Regions from separate parts of the Homo sapiens genome. Here all the other regions are linked to region 3. The links are chromatin contacts, found by Hi-C or POLR2A ChIA-PET in ENCODE. All regions are on one chromosome and are shown on one strand. Each heading gives the region's core, a stretch centred on a gene start or an enhancer-like site at or near the end of the contact. The rest is flanking DNA. Distances are from core to core; before and after follow the strand shown.

Region 1 (2,851 bases), core at 191-2,690, 2.5 Mb after region 3:
GCCACAGTTTGGAGAGCAGTTTCGCCCCTTATTGGCTGTGTGATGGTGGGCAAGTCCCTTAGCCTCTCTGGGCCACGGCTTCTTCATCCTTCTCAAGGGTGCTGCAAGGACTGATTGGGACCACCTGCCGTGCAAAGCCCTGCACGTCGTAAGTGCTCGATACACAGCAGTTGCTGCAAGTCATCTCTAGCCCTTCTTCAGGTGGCTCAGCTGTGAGCCTGTCTGCAGATGCACACGAACAGACATCTCCCAAGATCTCTGCTTGCTGTCAGCTGTCCGCTGGCCACATCTGGTGACCTTGCTCAGGGATCTTCTGAGCCGCAGCCTGCCCTTCCTCAAGGTGAGCGTGCCCCGCTGGCAGCAATTGCTTCCCCCGTGGCCTGCCCTGCTCCCCATGGCTCCTCGGGGAGCATGTCTAAGGCACATTCTCCTCCAGAGCCCAGCAGGGCTGAACCACTGCAGGGACATTTTGAGGCAGGATGGAGCACCCCCACACCAGCACTGGAGCTGCAAAGTGCTTCCTAGAGCTGCCAGCCTGTGATCTTCAAGTGAACTTAATGGTGGAAGAAAAAAATCTTGACACTTGGTTGATGTTAAATGGACCTACATGCACTAAATCAGTCACACTCAACTTTCTCATGCCTAGTGTGCTCTCCCAGTGCCTCAGTCGTGCGTTCATTTGCAAAGATTTCCCACTTCAAGGACAGTACTTTCCAGATGGGACTGGAAGACAGACCCTGATAAGGCCTTATGCAGATGACTTGGCAGATTTTGGGCTAACCACACCTCAGGGCCAGAGTGTAGAGGGAGGGGGCCACTGCCTGGAAGAACTCAGCAGGGAGAGGAGCTCAACTCTGAGCGGGCTCCAGGAACAGAGCCAGGGAAAGGCAGGCATTCAACCCAAGTCCAGTCTGTATTGTCCTCAGCAGAGAAAATAGCCCATTCTCTGTGTCCTCTGTGACTACACCAAATGCAGACCGTGAGCCCAAATGAACATGGCACCAGAGAAGCACAAAGCCACATGCTTTTATTGTTATTCCTGTGTCTGCATCATTCATGCCACGCCATTGGGACCTGATGGAAGACACGGGATGTTCTGCCATCCGGCAGGGGACAGGTGCTTCAAAGCCTGTAAAATCCCAAACGTGACATTCTTTAAAGTCATGCCTCTAATGCCCTCAGTAATGCATTTTTACTCCCCAGGTGAACCCCATCAAAGGGGTATTAGTAGGAGACGTTTTCTTCCCACCCCTAGGGAGTCCGCAGTTGGTGCCTGCCATGACTGGGAACCAACCTGCATGGCCACTGGGCAGGGCCAGGCTGGGCCCCAGGCTGCTCTGCGGAAATTCACGCTGCAGGTCTCAGCCGCCCCTCCCTTTGACCCTCAGCCTGACCAGGGAAGGGCATCCGACCCACACACTCTCACTTCCTCTTTCCAAGAACAGAAATAAGGCACCAACTTAACACATTGTACTTGGAGAGAGTCTTGCACCCCTTTCAACTCCTGGACATCGTTCTTTCCTGAGTGCTTTTCTTCCCTCTTCTGCAGCACTCCCTTTCCTCTCCACACAGCATTCTGGTTCTGGCTTGCTCTCTCTGCTCTCTTCTCCCTTTGAGCTCTCGTACCCAGGATCCTAGAGCGTCCGTTCCTTCTGGGCTTTCTTTCTCCCCCCCATCTCTCATGTCTCCCTCCTCCTTTCCTCCTAAGTCCCAAGCCTAGAGTCCCCTCCACCTCTTTCCCAGGCCCTGCTCCCCTCTGTCTCAAACTCCTCCTTCTCCTCAATTCAGAAGAAAGCTGGCCAGAGAGATCTCCTGTCTCCTCCCCCTTCACTTCCCCTCCTCTCCCCGCAGGCACACAAAAGGGGACAGAGGCACCAGATGGCCCGGTGCTAAAAGAGGGGCTCAGGGAGGCTGCCGCCCACAGAGGCCCCTGCTGGGCCTTCAAGCTAGTCCAAGCTGCTGCCGGGCCCAGCCGCCCAGCTGGCAGAGGAGCAGGGCAGAGGACCAGCATCCCCAGTACGAGGCCAGCTCCCCCTGCCCGGCCTGCCCTGGGGCCAGCCTGGAGAGGGAGCACGCTTGCCAGCTGAAAAGCAGAGGGTGTCACCATGTGTCCAAGCCTCAAGCGCCAGGGGCAAGGGTCCGATGGCCCGTGGGGACACTGGGCTTCCTCAGGAAGAAGGAGAGGAGTGGCTGGCAGTCTGCTCTTTCTATGGAACAGGCTGTGCCAAGGAGGGGGCCTCAGCAATGGGTGAGCAGACCACAGGGGAGCCAACAATCCCCCAGTCCCCTCACAAAAAAGAAGATTTAATGACGCATTGGTTAATGTTAACAGCTACCATTCATTCAGTGGTTAGCTGGGCCAGGCATTATGCTAAGTCATTTCCTATAACATCCCTAATCCTTCAAGAGTTCTGCAGGGTAAACATTTTGATCCCTATTGTACAGACAAGAAAACTGAGGCTAAGAGAGGTTAAATGACTTCCCCAGGCATCATAGCTGGAAAGTCAGTTAACACAGTTTATTCCAGGGTTCAAGCGATCCTCCCACCTCAGCCCCACAAGTGATTAGGTCTATAGGCACGCACCACCCTGCCCATAGTGAGACAGGATCTTACTGTGTTGCCCAGGCTGAGCTCAAATGACCCCCCCAGCCCCACCACAACCACCACCTTGGCCTCTCAAAATGCTGGGATTACAGATATGAGTCACGGTGCCCGGCCTAGTTAATACAGTTTAAAGTTTCTTTTCCAGTTAAGATTCTGTAAGTCCTGCTAAGGTGGTGTTGCAAAAGCAGGCACCTAACAATGTCCCCACTAAGGCCTTCAATAAAGCCACAGGCAGGCCAGGCGCGG
Region 2 (3,243 bases), core at 600-3,099, 2.4 Mb after region 3:
CACTCCAGCCTAGGTGACAGAGCAAGACCTTGTCTCAAAAAAATAATAATAATAATTTTAAAAAAGAAACACCCTCACAGACACACCCAGAATAATGTTTGACAAAATATCTGGGCACCCTGTGTCCCAGTCAAGTTGACACACAAAATGATCCATCACACTACGCATTTTCCTCTGGACACTGCTTTAACTGTACCTCCTAAGTTCTGGTAAGTGATGTTTTCATTATTGCTGTTTTACAGATAATCATTCCATCTTGAAAATGTCTTGTGGCTTACAGCAGGAATATTTTGCTACTAAATTTTGACCAAGAAGTAGGTACAACGACTTGCCTTTTCATATGAGGTTGACCTGATTCTTATGAGGCCAATATGAAGGTGAACCAGAACCTTCTCAGGGCCCAGAAGTTGCTTTGAAAAAATTCTCTCAACACTTGAAAAACTCATTTAAATATCAATGGAAACACACACCTACCTGCCTAGATGGGTTTCTTAACAACCAAGGTCAAAAGTTTCCCTATTGGATCTTGAATCTAAGAGGAAAAAAAGAAACCACCAACTCTTTCTCATTCAAATGTTCATAAATAATAATATTATTAACAATAATTATAATAGCTACCATAAGGCTGGGCACGGTGGCTCACACCTGTAATCCTAGCATGCCTGTAATCCTAGCATTTTGGGAGGCCGAGGCAGGTAGATCACCTGAGGTCAGGAGTTCGAGGCCAGCCTGGCCAACATGGTGAAATCCCGTCTCTACTAAAACTACAAAAATCAGCTGGGGGTGGTAGTCGGTGCCTGTAATCCCATCTACTTGAGAGGTAGAGGCAGGAGAATTGCTTGAACCCAGGAGGCAGAGGTTGCAGTGAGCCGAGATTGTGCCACTGTACTCCAGCCCGGGCAACAGAGTGAGACTCCATCTCAAAAACAAAACAAAACAAAACAAAAAAATAGCTACCATAATGCCATCTGATGTATGTTTTCAGTGCTTTACATATGTCATCTTATTTACATTTTACAACAGTTCTAAGATGGAAATATCACTCTACATTTTAAAGATGAGAAAACCAGGCTTCGAAGGGGTTACATAACTTACTTAGGATCACACTTCTTTCTAAGTGGAGAAGCTAGGATGTCACACCAGCTCCGATTTAAAACCTGTGTATTTTTTCAGGATAATACCTTGCCTCTTTTGCACACTCCTCTGCCCTGACTTACAGCAATAAGATGGTTCTGCCTCTCATGACAAAACTTATTTTCTAGGCAGAGCAAGTACGTCTGCTGTGGTCCACTCTCAATTAGGTAGAAGTCCAGCCTGGAATTGTGGCACTGCAATGCAGCAGGCCACCTGGCCACAGAAGGCCTTTGCCTGTAGAAGCCATATGGATGAAGAAGACTCTGAGCCAAGCACTAATGCAGAGAGGGGATGGAACAGGGGTGGGGGCTGGGGAAGGAGGGAGCTGGCACAGCTGCTTCCGAAGGGGACGTTACGATGGGCCATCAGTATTGACCACTAAGCCTGAATGTGCTGGACACACCAGTCACCCATGCCAAGCCCATTAAGTTCATCTCAGCTGTCTGGCAACTGCCCTCTAATGAAACAAGCCAACAACTTCCTATATTTGAGGTTTCAGTTAGTGTTGTTGGCCAAGTTTCAGTGGGAACCAGAGAAGACGACCACACGGGGGCTGTAGGCCCTGAGAGCAGCAGCCCAAGCCGACCTCAGAGCGCCTGCCAGCTGGGCAGATTATCAGCGTCCTGCTGCAGAGAGATAAGGAACGTTCTGATCCAGCCCCGAGAAGTGCAGGGCTTTATATAGCAGCTTGAGTAGGCTGCAAGGGAATGTCCTGGCCGAAGGCTTCTCCGTAGCCAAGAGAGAGGGGAGTGGGTGGAGAGGAAGGCGGGAGCTTTATAAATAACCCGATGTGTGCTGATCTGCTCAGCGGCCTTGTCTTAGCAAAGCCTGAGGCCTGGGGGAGGAGAGGGACATTTACAGATGACTTTTATTTTCTTTATCACTTCTCTATATTTTCTAAGTTTTCTACGATGAACTTGAACTCCTTTTATAATCAGCAAGTATGAATACAATTTTAAGAAAGCAAAAAAGAGAGGCATAAAAAGAATTCCTTTGGTTGGAGATTTTAGTGACCATCTTTACCCACTCAGAGGTTCCCAAACAAGCCCCAGTGCTCTCCTCCCTTCTCTGGTCTCTCCCATTGGGCCCCCTGGGGTGCCTGTACTCACCTATGATGCAGGATCTGACCAGTTTTCTTAGCTCCTCCCGGGTTCCCGCATTCCCCATACTCTCCCCCTGCTCCCACTAATCCAAATGTGGCTGTCCTTGGCCTTATTGTTTTTAAAAAAGGTGTCCAGGTCCCTCATCTCTGCTAGGGTACATAAGGGTTACTTGGGTATGTCCCCTGTGCCTGCTACACTAGCTTAATAATGGGTAAAAAGCCATGGAGTCCCTGTACAGAGTGTGGTTTATACTCTCTGTGCCTCAGGGTCCCTTTTCTATAAAATGGTGATAACAAGACCACCTACTTCATAGAGGTCACATTAAGATTAAAATAAGACAGTGGATGTAAACTGGCTGACACATTGGAAATGGCCAATTAAATATTAACTAATTATCACTCCACTGAGCATCCCTCCTCACACTCAGGCCCTGAATGACCACACCTACCAAATGTGACCAGACAGATTTTCACTGTTTCCAAAAATAACTCCTCCCAGGAGGTGTGAAGATTCACCACTGCAACTCTGGCACTGATTCAAAGCAGGAGTTCCAAAAATGTTTTGCGAGGTGACAGGCTCCCAGAATCACAGTCAGCCTTCACAGTGCCCCTTATACGGCTGCAATCCTCATTTGGATGTGTGAGTCATGGTAGGGCTACCACATAAACAGATAAATGAATAAACATGTTGTGACTTTGTAGTAACGACCTCATGTAAGCTAAGTTCAGCTCATGACTCTGGGGCAATTTTTAGGACACAAAAGTAGATAAAATATCAACCGATCCCTATTTTTTGAGCAAGCGCTATGTGCAAAAAGGCACGGCGCTAAAATGCAAAAATGGAACATTTTAAAAAGATGAAAGCTTCTGCTTGGAAAGAGATTACACCCTAATCGAGGAAGTAAAATGCAGATACAGGAATAGAAAGCACACTCAGCAAAGCAAGATATGATCCATGGAGGTGATAAGGTGGAGAGTTCAGAAGAGCACGCCCGCTGGGTTCTGGA
Region 3 (2,924 bases), core at 395-2,894:
CCCATAAACATGCATTTTACCTAAAAAGAAGCCTGGATTTTAGCAAGCCAAATTGGCTATACCCTTTACCCCCAGTTATTCCTCTGGGAGGTTTTACTGATTTTTACTTTTCTGGAAAAGCAAGGAAAGAACTCTTAAATCTGTTTTTTCAGAGACTAGTAAATCCATTAGTCATCAGTGCAGGACTTTCATCTCTTCAATTTTTCACTGGAAGATGGGAGAAGTCATAATTCACTGTCATGTGGCTCCCAATTTTGACATTTGCAGGAAATTGGTCCCCTCTGAACTTCATGAATGTTCATAAAAGTTATTTCGGCTGGGCACGGTGGCTCACTCCTGTAATCCCAGCACTTTGAGGGGAGGCCGAGGAGGCCGAATCACCTGAGGTCAGGAGTTCGAGACCATCAGCCTGGCCAACATGGTGAAACCCCATCTCTACTAAAAATACAAAAATTAGCAGGGCGTGGTGGCAGGCTTCTGTAATCCCAGCTACTCAGGAGGCTGAGGCAGGAGAATTGCTTGAACCCAGGAGGCAGAGGTTGCAATGAGCTGAGATCGTGTCACTGCATTCCAGCCTGGGCAACAAGAGTGAAACTCCGTCTCAAAAAAAAAAAAAAAAAAGTTATTTCAGGCCCAGATCAGATGGATCTCCAAAGATTATCCTGTCTCAAAAATTTGTTAATGATAATTTCAGCTCAAGATAAACACTAACATATTAATACAGCCTATGGGATTACAAAAAAGTGAGCAAGGAATTCATTCAAGACTGGAAAGAATTATCCTCTCATCTGACACTCCCATTTAACAAGGGTGTGGAAATCAAGGCCCAGTGACACAGGATTTTTTCTCCATCACTTTGTAAGCCAGGAACCTCTGGCTGGTGACACCCTGCCCAGGCCTCAGTGGGCCACACTACCTGCTGCAGGAGATGGCCTGCCCACTCGGCCTGGGTGGGGAGTTTTATTGAGTGATGAAAACAGCTTTCAGTGGAGAGGGGATGCAGGGGTGGTTCCCCTACCCAAAGGCAGGAAAGTCCCCCCAGTGCGGGTGAGTCTGGGGCTTTTATGGGCTCAGAATAGGGGAGGGGCAGGACATAGGTAGTACTGGAAAAGGCAACATTCAATTGGTTAAAAGGCATTAGTCAGAAATAATTAATTGGGAAAGAGCAGACAAACAGGAACAGAAGTTCTCACTCTAGGTCACGGGTTTCATTTGGGACCAGTAGCCTAGTCTTTCAGCCTTCAGGCTGTTTTTGGCTTGAAGGTGGGGTTTCACCAGGGACCTGCCCCTATCTGCCTAGGCATTTGGCTGCCTCCTGTCATTATCACCAGGGAGGTGCCTCTACCTGCCAAGGTTACCCTGGCTCTAGAAGCAGAACTTTGGCCAGAAGCTGCCACAGAACAGGGGTGGGAGAGAGAAGAGGAGCTGGGTGACAGAGCAGAAGCATTTTGGGGAACTGATCCTTCAGGCAGCAGCTGATGTACTTCCTCTCTCCTCCACACTCCACCCCTACTCGCCCTCTCTCTCTCTGCTTCTTTCCTTTTCTCTCTCATGGTAGGGTTATGAGTCAGTTGCCAAAAGGTGGGGACATTTCCTGATGCATTTGCAACACTGAGAAGTTATCTTAAGGGAGGCTGGGCCCCATTCTACTCATCTGGCCCAGAAAGTGAACACCTTGGGGGCCACTAAGGCAGCCCTGCTAGGGGAGACGCTCCAACCTGTCTTCTCTCTGTCTCCTGGCAGCTCTCTTGGCCTCCTAGTTTCTACCTAATCATGTCCCTGGTGGAGGCCATCAGCCTCTGGAATGAAGGGGTGCTGGCAGCGGACAAGAAGGACTGGAAGGGAGCCCTGGATGCCTTCAGTGCCGTCCAGGACCCCCACTCCCGGATTTGCTTCAACATTGGCTGCATGTACACTATCCTGAAGAACATGACTGAAGCAGAGAAGGTGAGTGGAGGTGCCTCTTTCCGGGCCTCCTCTGTGCATTTGTTATTATGATTCTCAACCCCATTGCATTTCGGAAACCTAACCTCTGGGGAGATTGAAAAGAACAAAAGTTGCCCAAGCTCCACCCCTAGACAGCCTGATTTAACTGGTCTGGGAGGGGCCCCAGGCAGCCAGTTTTAAAAGCTCTCCAGGTGGAGAGCAGGTGAGGGGCAGCCAGGGTTGCCTCTTTCTCCATCTTCTAAATTAAAATCATTCTACAAGTGTCTTTAACACCTTTGTGAAGGCTGTCCTAGTCGTACTTTCTTCTACACAGAACTCCTTCTGGGCACAGAATCTCTATCTATCCCAGCGCTTTACACCTGATTATTGATTCTAAGGCACCTCTTTTGGCTTTCCAAGACTTTCATGTGTGTCGACTTTGCCTGCTCAAGAGATTTAAGGGAGGCACTTACAAAAAATAGCTTTTATCCCAAGTGACAATTCTGATCAATTATAAAGGAGACTCTTTTAAAGATGCTGAGGCTGGCAAGAGGAAATTGTACTGTGATTGACTAGTGATGTCTGCTGGGGGCATGGTGTGGGATGTCTCGCATCTTTTTCGTTATGTTTTCTCACTCAAATACCATAGTATGGAGTTAAGCATTCTCGATAATTATTTTTTTGATTGGTTGTGGTAAGGTGGAAAGGGTATGGAGTTTGGAAGGAGAAGATCTAGGATCGAATCCTAGCCTCTGTCTCTCTCTGGACTTTTAGTCTTAAGCAAGCTATGTAGCCTATGTAGACATCTGGCTTTCAGCTTCCTGAGTTTCTAAATATCATGAAAATTAAGTGAGATGCCAAACTATTAATGTCTCGTGGAACTTCACACCACTGTATAAGAGTTAGTTATTATTTTTACCGATTACTGCCAGTCTTTGCAAGGTGTGGCAGTGGTTGACTCCCCAGGTCCCTTAAAGAATCAGTCCCTTCCACACTCC

Evidence for each region. Hi-C counts contacts between places; a loop is a spot of excess contacts on that map. ChIA-PET counts read pairs that join two places held with the same protein, here RNA polymerase II (POLR2A). Pooled maps may share reads with other maps.
Region 1: a loop to region 3 is called in a map of GM12878, with 8 times the contacts of the local background. The contact joins the enhancer-like site here to the promoter of NCF2 in region 3. A Hi-C loop is called at or near these places in 2 of 168 maps with a recorded cell type or tissue (GM12878 and lower leg skin), 2 of 37 single-sample maps with no recorded cell type and 2 of 50 pooled maps.
Region 2: a pooled map shows a loop between it and region 3 (4-fold over the local background). The contact joins the enhancer-like site here to the promoter of NCF2 in region 3. A Hi-C loop is called at or near these places in 1 of 37 single-sample maps with no recorded cell type and 2 of 50 pooled maps. POLR2A ChIA-PET finds 5 or more read pairs at or near these places in 2 of 52 experiments (MCF 10A and OCI-LY7).

What each region holds. Positions count from the first base shown.
Region 1 is chr1:181,127,885-181,130,735 of GRCh38, reverse strand. No RefSeq gene overlaps it. Among named protein-coding and RNA genes, the nearest start is that of IER5, 41 kb to the right of the region's middle. RefSeq lists enhancers at 35-144, 395-474, 1,785-1,884. Within about 2 kb of position 1,440, at least 13 of the 41 ENCODE cell types and tissues checked have a DNase peak (open chromatin) inside an H3K27ac peak, as active enhancers do; they include GM12878, where a contact is called at or near this core.
Region 2 is chr1:181,151,662-181,154,904 of GRCh38, reverse strand. No RefSeq gene overlaps it. Among named protein-coding and RNA genes, the nearest start is that of LINC01732, 21 kb to the left of the region's middle. RefSeq lists a silencer at 1,616-1,900 and enhancers at 1,740-1,949, 387-2,992. Within about 2 kb of position 1,849, at least 23 of the 41 ENCODE cell types and tissues checked have a DNase peak (open chromatin) inside an H3K27ac peak, as active enhancers do.
Region 3 is chr1:183,589,179-183,592,102 of GRCh38, reverse strand. It overlaps NCF2 (neutrophil cytosolic factor 2), which reads left to right and starts at 1,644. Exons shown (of 15, transcript NM_000433.4): 1 at 1,644-1,947. The coding sequence starts at 1,774. RefSeq lists enhancers at 915-1,254, 1,365-1,624.